Linked DNA regions of Mus musculus: region 2 is linked to region 1. A link is a contact called in ENCODE Hi-C or POLR2A ChIA-PET data. All regions are on one chromosome and are shown on one strand. Each heading gives the region's core, a stretch centred on a gene start or an enhancer-like site at or near the end of the contact. The rest is flanking DNA. Distances are from core to core; before and after follow the strand shown. Region 1 holds the start of AU041133 (expressed sequence AU041133). Region 2 holds the start of Zfp938 (zinc finger protein 938).

Region 1 (6,203 bases), core at 1,544-4,043:
AAAAAAAATGAAGACAACATCCTTCACAATAGCCACAAATGACATAAAATATGTTGGTGTAACGCTAACAAAGCAAACAAAAGACCTGTATGACAAAACTTCAAGTTCCTGAAGGAGATTAAGGTAGATGTCAGAACATGGAAAGATTACCCATGCTCATGGATTGGTAGCTTTAACATAGTGAAAATGGCCATCTTACCAAAAGCAATCTAACATTCAATGCATCAAAATTCCAACACAATTCTTTACAGACCTTGAGAGAGAAATTCTCAACTTCATATGGAAAAAAAAAAACCTGGATAGCTAAAACAATCTTAAACAATAAAATGACTTCTGGAGGAGTCACCATCCCTGGTTATAAGCATACTACAGAGCTATAGTGTTAAAAACTTTATGATATTGGTATAGAAACAGACAGGTTGGTCAATGGAATTGAACCAGAGACCAGAAATAAACCCACACATCAGGTCAGTCTTCCTGTGGCACCCTAACAACTGGAGCAGGTTCTGTCCCTGAAGCTGTTGCCTATTTGTAGAATTCATTCTCCTATCTGGGCTGCCTTGTCTTCCCTCAGTGGGAAAGGAGTCTAATGCTGCAGAGATTCTCTCCCCTGTTCAGTAATTGACTGGTAAGATTTTATTCAGAAGTCAGGGAATAAATAGTGAGCAGTACTTATGCAACAATGAGGCTGGAGATACTTTGAATAAGGCTTGAAACCAGATATGGGGCCAGAGATATCAGCATTTGAATAATACAGAGATAATCTTCCCACAGGGCACAAAACATTATGTCTTCATTTTCCCCTTCTAGCTAATAAAAGGCTCTTTCTGTTTGGAATCTTTGGATAAAGTATTCTATAATCTATTCTATTTTGGTGAGTTTAAATTCTGTGTTTAAATCATTCTTTACCATAATTGTATAGAGCTTAATACATTTTCCTAAATCCTAAACACTTTAAACGTATATGGGAGACTTTGTCTAGTCTTCAACCCCAATAGACATCCAAGAAGGAATAATTACCTGAGTATGTACAAAGTGTAAGCAAGCAGCTTCCAAAATTAAAGAAATGAGAGAGAAAGCTGACTGCCTGGAACGTTTTATCCTTTCTAGAGTCCAACGATCTCAAAAGTGTTTTGAGAACTCTGATCTTTCAGCTAAGTGATTCTAGGAGCTGTGGGAAGGAGGGAAGTTAAAAGTGATAACATATTTAAATGGAAATCCCCATGACCAAGAGAACAGAATCTCTGGCCTAACATTCCAATGAGAATTGGCCAAGGACCCATACCTATGATGCAAAGGTCTCACCCTAAACCATAATAATGAAATAAATGCAATAATTATTTGTTTTGTACTTGAAGTCTGGCTAAGGATTATTGAATCAACTAACACTAAACAGGTACCCCTCCTCATTGTACTTTCTTGATTCAACACAGAACATAGTGATGACATCTTAAATGAGTTTAAAAGGAACAGCATTTATAGAAGAGACAAAAGGATATATGTTTAACAAATCAAATATGAGTATTTTCCATCAAGTACTATTAATCTTGTTTTTGGATTAAGAAATTCAAATATTTTTAATTTCCCTATCCCGGTAAAACCTTAGTTTCCTCAAAGATCCACTTGTCTCTGGAGCAGCACGTCTTTTCTCTTACTTCTCCATATCCGTTGCAGCAATTCTTTCTAGACTATCCAAATGAATAAGACTGAGGTGAGACTCAAGCCAAAGGGGAAATGATACAGCCACCACCTCTTTAGAATAAAAACCAACAAAGCCTCTGCTTAGGGCAGGAACATAGCTTCTAGATGAAGAGTAACGTTTTCTTTTTCCAGACACTAAAATGGCAATGCTGGTCTCTTCCTTGGCCACCCTGAACTTACTTCTAATATGCCCACATAGAAAACAACTTTAAGAATGATTTAACACCCGTCTCCTGCCATCCAAGACTTTCTTAGAGGTGCTAGTTTTATGTTCTTGCCAAAGGTCAACTTGGCAAGGTCTGTTTTGGTGCTTCAGGAGGTCTTGAAGGAGTCAAGGGAACCTGGCTCTTTGGCCTGAGGGGCCGTGGTTATAAGCTCCAAGGCCACCTGTGCTCAATCTGAGGCATCCTGTATTTTTCTTGTCAGCATTGCTGAATTGGTTTCTGCTGACTGATTCTCCCTCTGCAAACAGTGTATCATACATGCACTTCTTAATAAACTTGTTTGGCATGAGCCATCATCATCTTATACTGATACCTCCCTGGACCAGAATTGGTGGTGTATTGTGCCATAGACCAGGCTGTTTTAAACTACTGATGCCCTGCCTCTACATCACAAGGTTGCATGATAAGGCAGTGCCACCGCAGAAGGCTGGGGCACTGTTATGTTTGTTCAACGACGTGCAGTTGAGAGAGGTGTTTGCAATCCATGGTGTGCCTTGTTGAAATTGCTGATACCTGGTAAATATCCATCCGGTAGTTTAAATCTGACCTGAATGGAAATGGGCTTTCTTTCAGTTGTGAGGCAGGGGGATCAATCCACTACACCTTGTTTAATGATCTGCATATGCTAGAGACCTATATGAAGGAGAAGTTCCCACTAGGTGCAGGGACGACTTTGCAGTCCAGGTGTAAGGCCAATCTGTTCTGTGCCTGGGGTGGAGGATAGGGCTGAGAATGACTGTGCTGCGTCCCTTCACAGCCTCAGTCGCTAAGGGATCTGCTCCTGTCACTCAGGCCTCACCAGCTAATCAGGGCCTCGAGGCGGAACACCAATCGGAATGGAGGCGGGCACTTCCGGTGTGTGGCAGAGGAAGACTCCTCCATCCATGTTGGGCGCAGTGACCCTGCTTCCCGCAGCTGTGAGGAGAGTGGGGCGAGGTCCGAATCCGCGCCATGGTGAGCGGGGCCGCCGTCCCCACGCGGGGAGGAGCAGATCCGCGGGAGCCCGTGTGGGGTTGACTCGGGGTGCGGGAACTGGCGGCGAGACGCGGCGTCGGTGTCATTCCGTTTGTTCCCGAGTTGTGGTCCCGCAGGTGGAAGCGGGACCTCTCATTGACTTAGGTCTCCTGGCTGCGCCTGCGCACCGCATGGGAAGCGGGAGCTGGGCTTATAAACCATTCTGGGCTGGCTGCAGAGCTCGCGCATGCGCGCTGTCATTGTCAAGGGAGGCAGTGGCTGGCTGGCAGACCTCTAGTTTCCCTAGTCTTCCAGAAGTTCTGAACCTGGCACTTGACATTCGGGTGTAGCATCCATCTCAGTTAACTCTGCGCAGTGTAAAGTCTGTGTCATTAACACATTCGCATGTAGATGCCACGGTGGACCAATCACGTGTGTTAGTAAGGCCAGACTCACTGTGTTTCCCTGCATAAGTTGTCAAAATCGACCGAATATTAATTGTGTTTTTGCCCTAAGTGTGCTTGTTCTCTCATGTTCTGTTTGTCTCAAACAGCACAGTCTTTATTGCAGGTGTAGGGTAATTTAGAAGTCAGACGGTGTCACTGTGCTGTTTATTCAGTCTTGTGTGCTCATGTTTTCATTCATGATGACCTTTTGTCATCGGCTTTTTTATAAGTGGTTTTAAGTGCTGAGCCATCTCGCCAGTCTTAAACTTGACAGATTTTCAGAAATTTACATGTGTGTATGCCTATGCACAAGATGAAATCTGAGGGTTAAGAGAATTTAGGTTTGCTTTAGAATCTGTCTTTGGGTGTTAGGAGAAGACTCAGTAGGTATACTGGTCAAATTTGGTGAGCTTGGAACAAGCAATGGATAGGTATTCTTCTGATTAATGATTGATGCAATAGTTCCCATCCCACTGTGTTTGGTGCTGCCGTGGGCAGGTGGTCTTGGGATGCATAAGAAAGCAGTCCTAGGAAGCCATTAGATCGGAGCAGTGCCTTAGTCAAAGTTCTGTTTCTGTGAAGGGATGCCATGACCACAGCATCTCTTATTGACGGAAACCATTTAATTAGGGCTTGCTTATAGTTTTAGAGGTTTGGTCATGGTGGGGAGTATGGTGGGACATTGTCAGACATGGTGCTGGAGAAGTAGCTGAGAGTTCTAAATCCAGATCAGCAGGAAGGAGGAGAGACTGTGAGCCTAGCCCAAGCATTTGAAACTCCAAAGCCCAGCCCCAGTGACACACACTTCTTCCAAGAAGGCCACGCAAACTCCAAAGCAAAAAAAGTCCTCGCCTTGTCAAGTAACACCTCGTTCTAATGACCAAGCATTGAAACCCATGAGCCTGTGGGCACCATTCTTTTCTTTCTTTTGTTTTTTGTTTTTTTGTTTTTTTGAGACAGGGTTTCTCTGTGTAGCCTGGCTGTCCTGGAACTCTGTAGACTAGGCTGGCCTCGAATTCAGAAATTCGACTGCCTCTGCCTCCCGAGTGCTGGGATTAAAGACATGGGCCACCACGCCTGGCTAGTGGGCACCATTCTTATTTGAACGACTAGAGGTTGACAGCATATGTGGGATGTATAAGTCTGCAGTGTGTAGTTATAGAAGTTTGCAAAATCTGTTCACTGGAGCTTGAGACTTGGCATTATAAAGAGATTTTTTATTCACTAATCTCGATGTGTGTGGTGTGATTTCTCATTGGGAAGGCCCATTAATTCCAGAACAGCTTCACCTTCAGGCTTTTTGTAAACATCCTTTACAACAAGCTCTCTTGTGTTGACTCAGGTTGTCTTCTAAGGCCTTGCTGCCTTTCTGAGTCAACCTCCTCATTTCTTGGATTAAAGGTTTCTAACACCACACAGTTCTGAAAACACCCATTTGAACCATGTAGTGGGCTGGCCAGATCAGTAACAAGACAAAGATTTGTGTTTCTCTTTCTTGAAACCAGAATAGAAGGAATAGTTTACTGTGTAAACTGCAGGAGGAAACAGAAACAGATAGTAGCTGGGTTTTAAGCTGGTCTCCATTATAAAGAATGTTCTGATGTTTCAGGTGACTTTTATGCATTAATTCATATGATAGGAATGAAGGCAAACAAATTGGTGGATGTTTAATTTGGGGAGGTTACCTTGGTCCAATGAAATTTCCACTTTTCCAACTCTCTCAGATGGGTAAGTGCAAAGCTAGTTGGCTCTCTTCAGTGTGGTGAGAGGTTTGAGTCACAGGGCATTTGTCTGTGGCTTGTGTAGCAGCATATAGCACTCAGCAAATAACATTTTACACAGGGAAGGTCGTAAACTCTCTTATTAATGGCATTCACTTTACCAGGAATGAACTTGATCTGTTTTAACGTGATCTGTAGTTATTTTATCTCTTTTAAAAGCTAAGTATCAGCATCTGGCATAGAGTGGTGTAGGCATTGCCTCTAGAGACTCGTGCGTTTGAATGCTTGACTATCAGGAGGTGTAGTCTTGTTGGAGTAGGCGTGGCCTTGTTGAAAAAGTCTGTCACTGTGGAGGTGGGCTTCGAGGTCTCCTATATGCACTAGGCTGGCCAGTGTGACACAGGCTTCCTCTTCTGCTCCCTGTGGATCAAGACCAAGAACTCTTAGCTTCTCCAGCAATTTGTGTGCCTGGACGATGCTGTGCTTCCTGCCATAGTGATTATGGACTAAACCTCTGAAACTGTAGCCAGCCCCAATGAAATGTTTTCTTTTATGAGAGTTGCCTTGGTCATGGTGTCTCTTCTCAGCAATAGAAGCACTGACAGCAGCATGAAGACAGAAAGCCAATGGGCCTGGCTTAAGCCCTTGAAACTCAAATCATACCCCTCAATGACCCACTTCCTTTAAGACCACACTTCCTCCAACAAAGCCACACCTTCTAAATTTACCCAAGCAGTGCCTTTCCCTGATGAACAAACATACGGACATATGGGTGCCATTCTCATTTAAACCACCATAGTATTACTTTTAAGTTTTCAGTTGTTTTACATACATCACTACTCTAATCTCTACTTGCTTCTATTCTCCAATATTTCTCAATTAGTAATAATTTAATCCAACTTTCTTCAAGTAGTTATTCATTTATTTATTTATAGAGCAATGTGTCATGTAGGTGTCTTAGTTTTTCGGCTGCTGTGATAAAACACCATGACCAAAGAGCAAGCTGGGGAAGAAAGGGTTTATTTGGCTGACACTTCAGCAACACTGATTGTCATTGAAGATAGGACAGGAACTCAAGCAGGGCAGAAACCTGGAAGCAGGAGCTGATGCAGAGTCCATAGAGGGTGCTTTGGATTGGCTTGCTCCAGAGCATCTGC
Region 2 (6,146 bases), core at 134-2,633, 110 kb after region 1:
TGAAATCATGATTTGACACATTCACTAAGACCAGTGGGGAATGTAACAAGGGCCCTGACTCTATGATGACAGTACCATTCAAGCTGTAACTTCAACACAGAGACAGTACCATCTGCCAACAAAAAAACACAAAGGCCTAGTCCATCAAAGTCCAAAGTTATGGGATAGTCTCTACATGTACTACCTTACTCATGTTGTCAACATGGTTTTTTGTGCTTAAAAGCTCCTCATGAAAAAGGCTCAGGGGTATACTGGGATGGACTTGCCTTAGCAGGGAGCTGAGCTAAACCTTGACTAGAAAGTAATTATGTGGTTTCCTGCCATCTTGGCTCTTATATCACTATCATATGGATTTTAAGCTATGGATCCATAGACCCAATGAAAAGTCTAACAATTTAAGCTATCAACAACAGAAAGCAGATGAGAAACAGTATTCAGTACTCATGAATGAAAATTGGTTAACAAAAGATTGAATATATACAGTACACACAGTGACATTCTCTGACTTCAATTGTCAAATACAACTGCAATAAGGGCTATATTGTAGCTAAGCAGTGGTGGCCCACACCTTTAATCCCAGCCCTTGGGAAGGAGAGGCACATTTGTACTTCTGTGAGTTCCAGGCCAGCCTAGTCTACACAGAGAAATCCTGCTTCAAAACAAAACAAAACAAAACACAAACAAAACCCCCATACACAAGCAACCAACCAAACCAAGCAAACAATCTAATAAAAAACAACTTCCTGGGGAAGAATAGAAAGATCGACAAAATATGAGAAGGAAAAAACCCACACCATTAAAATTGTGTCAATTTTGACAACTTAGGCAGGGGAACACAGTGAGTCTGGCCTTACTAACACACGTGACTGGACCACCGTGGCATCCACATGCGAATGTGTTAATGACACAGACCTTACACTGCGCACAGTTAACTGCGATGGATGCTACACCCGAATGTCACGTGCCTGGTGCAGAACTTTAGAGGGCACAGAGAAACTAGAGCTCTGCCTGTCAGAAAATCTGCCTTTCCTGGAGACGGTAAAAGCAAGTGAGGCGCTCACTGCATGGTGACGTCAGCATCAGGGATGTTTTCCCACAAGGGCTCCGAGCTCCCCATAGTCGGAGCAGGGGGTGGAACTCAAGGAGGTCATTCAGGGAGGTGCAGGGAACTCAAGTGAACAAACAGAGAAACACCTGACGCTGATTCCCCGCAGCCCCTGGACAAACACCACAGGGGCCCCGCGGATCCGCCCCGCATTTGGACAGCGATCCAGCTCACCATGGCGCAGGCTGCAAACTCGCACAACTCTCCTCCCAGCTCCCGGCAACAGATCACATCAAAGCACACGGAATCACAGCCGACTTCCACAGAGCCTCAGCCAAGACTGCAGTATGGCGGACCGGAAGTGCTCTCCCCATTCTAACTGCTCGGTCCATCTGGAGTCCCTGATTGGCTAGTGAGGCTTGAGTGACAGGAACAGCTCCCACAGTGACAGATTGCACTGATGTTTCCAGCCCTGGCTTCCACCTCAGGCACAGAACTGCCCCAGACCTGAGGAGTTTGGCACTGCAGTAGAACTTGAGCCTGAACTGCAAAGTTGTCCCCACATTTTTCCTACACTCAGTAGACACTCTTCCTTCGAGTAGGCACAGGAGAGGGTCTCTAGCTTGCAATGACCATTAAACAATGTACAGGGGGTGAACCCACTGCTTCACAGCTATATGGGCGCCCAGCCCGTCCAAGTCGAACTTAAACTACCTAATTGATACGCACCATTCAGGCATTAGCAATTACAGTAATGTTGCTCACATTTCTCTCCACTGCACATTAGTAGCCAAAAGATTAACTTTCCCAGCCTTTTGTGGTGACACTGGCCTATCATGTCAGCATTTGGGAGGTGAAAGCTGGATATAAAAACATTTACGTCTGGTCTACAGAGTGAGTTTCAGAACAGTCAGGAAAAACCAAAACAAGCAAACAAATAAAATGCAAGAAACTTGATTTATGGCACCAAATGCAAACAATTAGGCTTCCCAAACAGGAGGTGACCAGGGTCAGATGATAGATATAGACAGTTTGAGATTAGCATGTCTTGCATAACACAATGGCTCATGTTAACCGAGTTTGTTAAGATGTACTGCTCAGGCAGATTATTTGTACATTATCTCCAAGGCATTTCTTTTACATTAAGCAACTAACTCTACTCTGAGTTGGCAAAGAAAAGAAAATCAAGGAAGACAGAAAGCAAAGACATTTGTGATGAAAGGAGTAAGAATCATGAAAAGAGGACCTGTCCAGTAACACCCTTTGCAGGATGTGTCAAGGTCTGTCTTTCTGTACAGACTTTGCCTCAGGCCTGCTCAGGCTGTGCTTACACAGAATCCAGACTGGAGACTGGAATTATTTACTGTGTGCTCTTCTTACCTATAAGGATCTGGGACCTAGAAGGCTGGTCATCACACATCTGGGCAGTGACTCCCATTGGGACTAAGGTGCTAGATGTCATGTATGTGTCCACAACATTGCTGTTCTGTACCTATGACACTTGCTTATGCTACTGGGATGACCACACAGGTTCTGGGTAAATGACAACCACACATGAAAAACCCCCTACTCTGGTGTGTGTGTGTGTGTGTGTGTGTGTGTGTGTGTGTGTGCATGGTACAGGCCACAAGGCCCTTGCCTGCATGCCTTCCATCTGACAGACCTTACTCTTGGTGGTGGATTTCACCACCAAGCATCATTATCATGCTGTCTTACAACCTCCGTATTCTGGACTTTTAAAATTCAGTGCAGGCCACCACTTCCTGAGGGTTATTCAGGTAAGCCACTCAGGGACATATCTTGCCTAGCAGGTGAAGTTTACATTGCTCCTCTCTCCATCACTGCTGTGCATCTAGATCTGTTCCTTTGACATCTCGGAACAGAAAGCGGTAGAAGGAAGTGTTTTTTAAGACATCATTGTACATATATGGCTGCTTTCCTACGTTTATACCTGTCCTCAACATCTGTGAAGTGTCCTTCGAGATTAGAAGAGGCTTGTTGGATTCCCTGGAAGTATAAGCATTTGATAGCCACCATGTATGTTCTGGGAATTGAATCTTAATCCTTTGGGAAAAAAACAACTAGTGCTTTTGACTGCTGTCCAGTCCAGGTAGAAGTAAGACTTCAAACCAGCCTACAATGAAACCTTTTCTCCTAACTTTGACTACAAAGTGGCTCCTGGGAATAAAAATACAATATTAGATAACTAAATAAAGGGCAGGAGAGATAAGATCATTGGGTTTAGAACACTGGCTGTTCTTTCAGGGGATCAAATATCAATGGCTTGAAACCACATTGTAGCTCAATGCAATCTGTAATTGCCATCTCAGAGGACCAGAGACTCTCTTGTAGCTTCTTCAGGGCGTTGCATGCATGTGGTCCACCACATACATGTAGTAAAAATACCTATAAATATAAATAAAAATTGAGATTCTAAGAAAAGTAGATAATTTACATCATGAACTGGACACTCTGGTGTCCTTAACCAAAAGTGGCCATAAGTGAAACCTGAACTGTGATGGTGGTGTCAAGATGTCTGTACTCACTATCTTGACAGATGGAAGGCATGCAGGCAAGCACCCTATCATGAGAAGCTATTTAAACTTAAAGTCTGTATGATGCTAGGGTTAGATTTGTGTTTGGAAAACTATAGCCCTATAGAATTGATTGGAGAGTATCAAAAGTGAGGTCAGATTCTAGGTAAAATGATTAAGACAGATCTTAGTTATTGACATGGGAAAAATCTACCAGAAGTGAACTTAGCATGGATGTATAGGGGTGAATGACTAGGATAATTAGGGCGCTAAGGGCCTGCGGAACCCAATAGAATCAGAAAACTGAAAATGTGTAGTTAAAGGATGATGAGCTTGGTGTCCTCAGACTGAATCTTAATCCTCACATTCCTGATGGCTGGGGATTCTGACTTTGTTTGAACCCTAATATACACATCATGGAAAGAGATAGCCAACTCCTACAAGTTGTTATCTGGTCCCACGTGGGGAGCATGACATGGACATGACCCTCCCCATACAAGCTAGCAAACAAATAAATATAATTTAAACATTAAAATATATCTACATTCATGTAAGGAAAGCTACCCATCCCTTCAAAGTTGGCAAGGATCCCGCCTCAGTTTTCTTCCTCAGTGCTGAAATCAAAGATGTGTTCTAATTCTCCTCAATCCTTGTCTTACAATTCAGTTTGGTGACCATTTATCTCAGTTCAAGGCACCCAATTCTGAAATATGGATACCATCCAAATAAACTCAGTTGATCTGTTCCTTATGTGATATTGAAGATTAGAACACTCCTACTAAAAACTACTATCTACTTGTATCTGTTTACATTGCTATAGGTAGTATAACTGCATCTCTTTATCTAGTGAAATACTGTTTAGATATACTTGGAATTTTGGTAATTCAAATCAATGAAATATTACAAAATATTATATGACAAAGCATTTCAATATTAGTTTTGAAGCTGAATAATAATATTTGAGAACTCAGAAGGACATTGAGCCTAGCATTTCAGTGTCATTGGTACAAGCTAGTATTTCAACATACTGATTTATTTATTTATTATGAAATAAGGTGTCATGCATGAATTTCAAGCTGACTTCAAACTCTCTATGTAGTCAAAGATGTCCACAAACAAATAAATGGTTTTGGTTAGGTGGTTGGTAGTGTGTTGTGTTGTGTTGCATTTTGTTTCTCATGAGGACAAGTTCTCTTGCTGTACTGCATGCTAGCAGATAATTTGCTGTCCCCTTGGCTTAGCTTCTCTAGTGCTAGGATTACAGCTGTTTACTCAGTGTATGCTACTTTAAGAGCTTGATACAATTCTAAGGAAGCTCTGGACCTAATGAGCTTCAAACTCAGCTTTAATCCCTTTTTCACAAAATGTAGACTTTTATGTTAAGAGAACAAAAGATCTGTGTATGAAAAAAATGAAGCCACCAAGTCCTGAAAGTGTAAGGAAAATTATTTCCTAGCTAATGAAGTCTGCATTGCTGCTAACATAAATTCTGTGACCTGCCCTAAAGGGTCACCAAAAGCCACAGTTGACTTATAGGTAGTTGGTCAGCTAAGGAGGTCTGGATATACAATGGACATCCCAGATGAGGGCTCTTCTGGGTCTGAACTCTTACCTTTGTGGAATATAACTTGTTCCAGTTAGTATTTCCAGAGATTCATTAAATTATAGACAACCAGCTTGTGCCAAGAGAACAGATGGTATGAGAGAAATCATATTTACTGTTTTAAGCATATGCAGACAAACTGTGTTTCAGGGGTTGAGAATGTAGCTCATTTGGTAGAGTGCTTGTCTAGCATGCTGGAAACACTGGGATCAGTTCCTAGAACTACATATAACAGGTGTGATGATGCATGGCTATAATATCAGTAATTGACAGATGGAAGATGGGGGGGGTTGTAAAATAATCTCATCCTGGAATATATAACAATTTATAGGTCAACCTGGAAGACATTAGACACAAGTATCAACATACATTCCAGAAAGAGATAGAGGCAGAGGAAAGAGAGGGAGAAGACTAATTTTTTTCCCATAATCATTCTGGTCACCCATCATAGCATCACAACACATATATTCAGCTACAATTGTTGAACTCTGGCAACCAAAACCTTTCTACTGCTAAATCCAATGTCAGGCCAGCCATGGAGAGTCATTCGTATAATCCTAGCACTCTACAGGCTGAGGAGAAAATATTTTGAAAACTAGGCTAAGTTTAGGATACATAGCTGAAAAGTGTTTAAAAGAAAGAGAAGCTTGGTGGAGAACTTGCGAGGTGAATGGAGGAGGATCACTGTGAGTTTGAGGCCAGTCTGGTCTACAGAGTAATTTCCAGGACATTCAAAGCTATGTAAAGTAACTCTGTTAAAAACAAAACAAAACAAAACAAAACAAAACAAAACAAAACAAAACAAAACAAAACCCAACAACATAAAATTAAAAAAAAAGACAAAGTGGTGAATGCAAGAGAGAAATGTATGGATTTGTAGAATTCTGTCTCAGAATTTGTCTGTAATCCCAGTGCTTGGAGGCTGAGACACGAAGACTAAATTCAAGGTCAGTCTGGACTAAGT

Evidence for each region. Hi-C counts contacts between places; a loop is a spot of excess contacts on that map. ChIA-PET counts read pairs that join two places held with the same protein, here RNA polymerase II (POLR2A).
Region 2: a loop to region 1 is called in a map of adrenal gland, with 2.2 times the contacts of the local background. The contact joins the promoter of Zfp938 here to the promoter of AU041133 in region 1. A Hi-C loop is called at or near these places in 1 of 37 maps with a recorded cell type or tissue (adrenal gland). POLR2A ChIA-PET finds 5 or more read pairs at or near these places in 2 of 5 experiments (Patski and embryonic stem cell).

What each region holds. Positions count from the first base shown.
Region 1 is chr10:82,125,220-82,131,422 of GRCm38, forward strand. It overlaps AU041133 (expressed sequence AU041133), which reads left to right and starts at 2,794. Exons shown (of 4, transcript NM_001163064.1): 1 at 2,794-2,879. The coding sequence starts at 2,877.
Region 2 is chr10:82,239,892-82,246,037 of GRCm38, forward strand. It overlaps Zfp938 (zinc finger protein 938), which reads right to left and starts at 1,384. Exons shown (of 4, transcript NM_001105557.2): 1 at 1,280-1,384. The coding sequence starts at 1,282.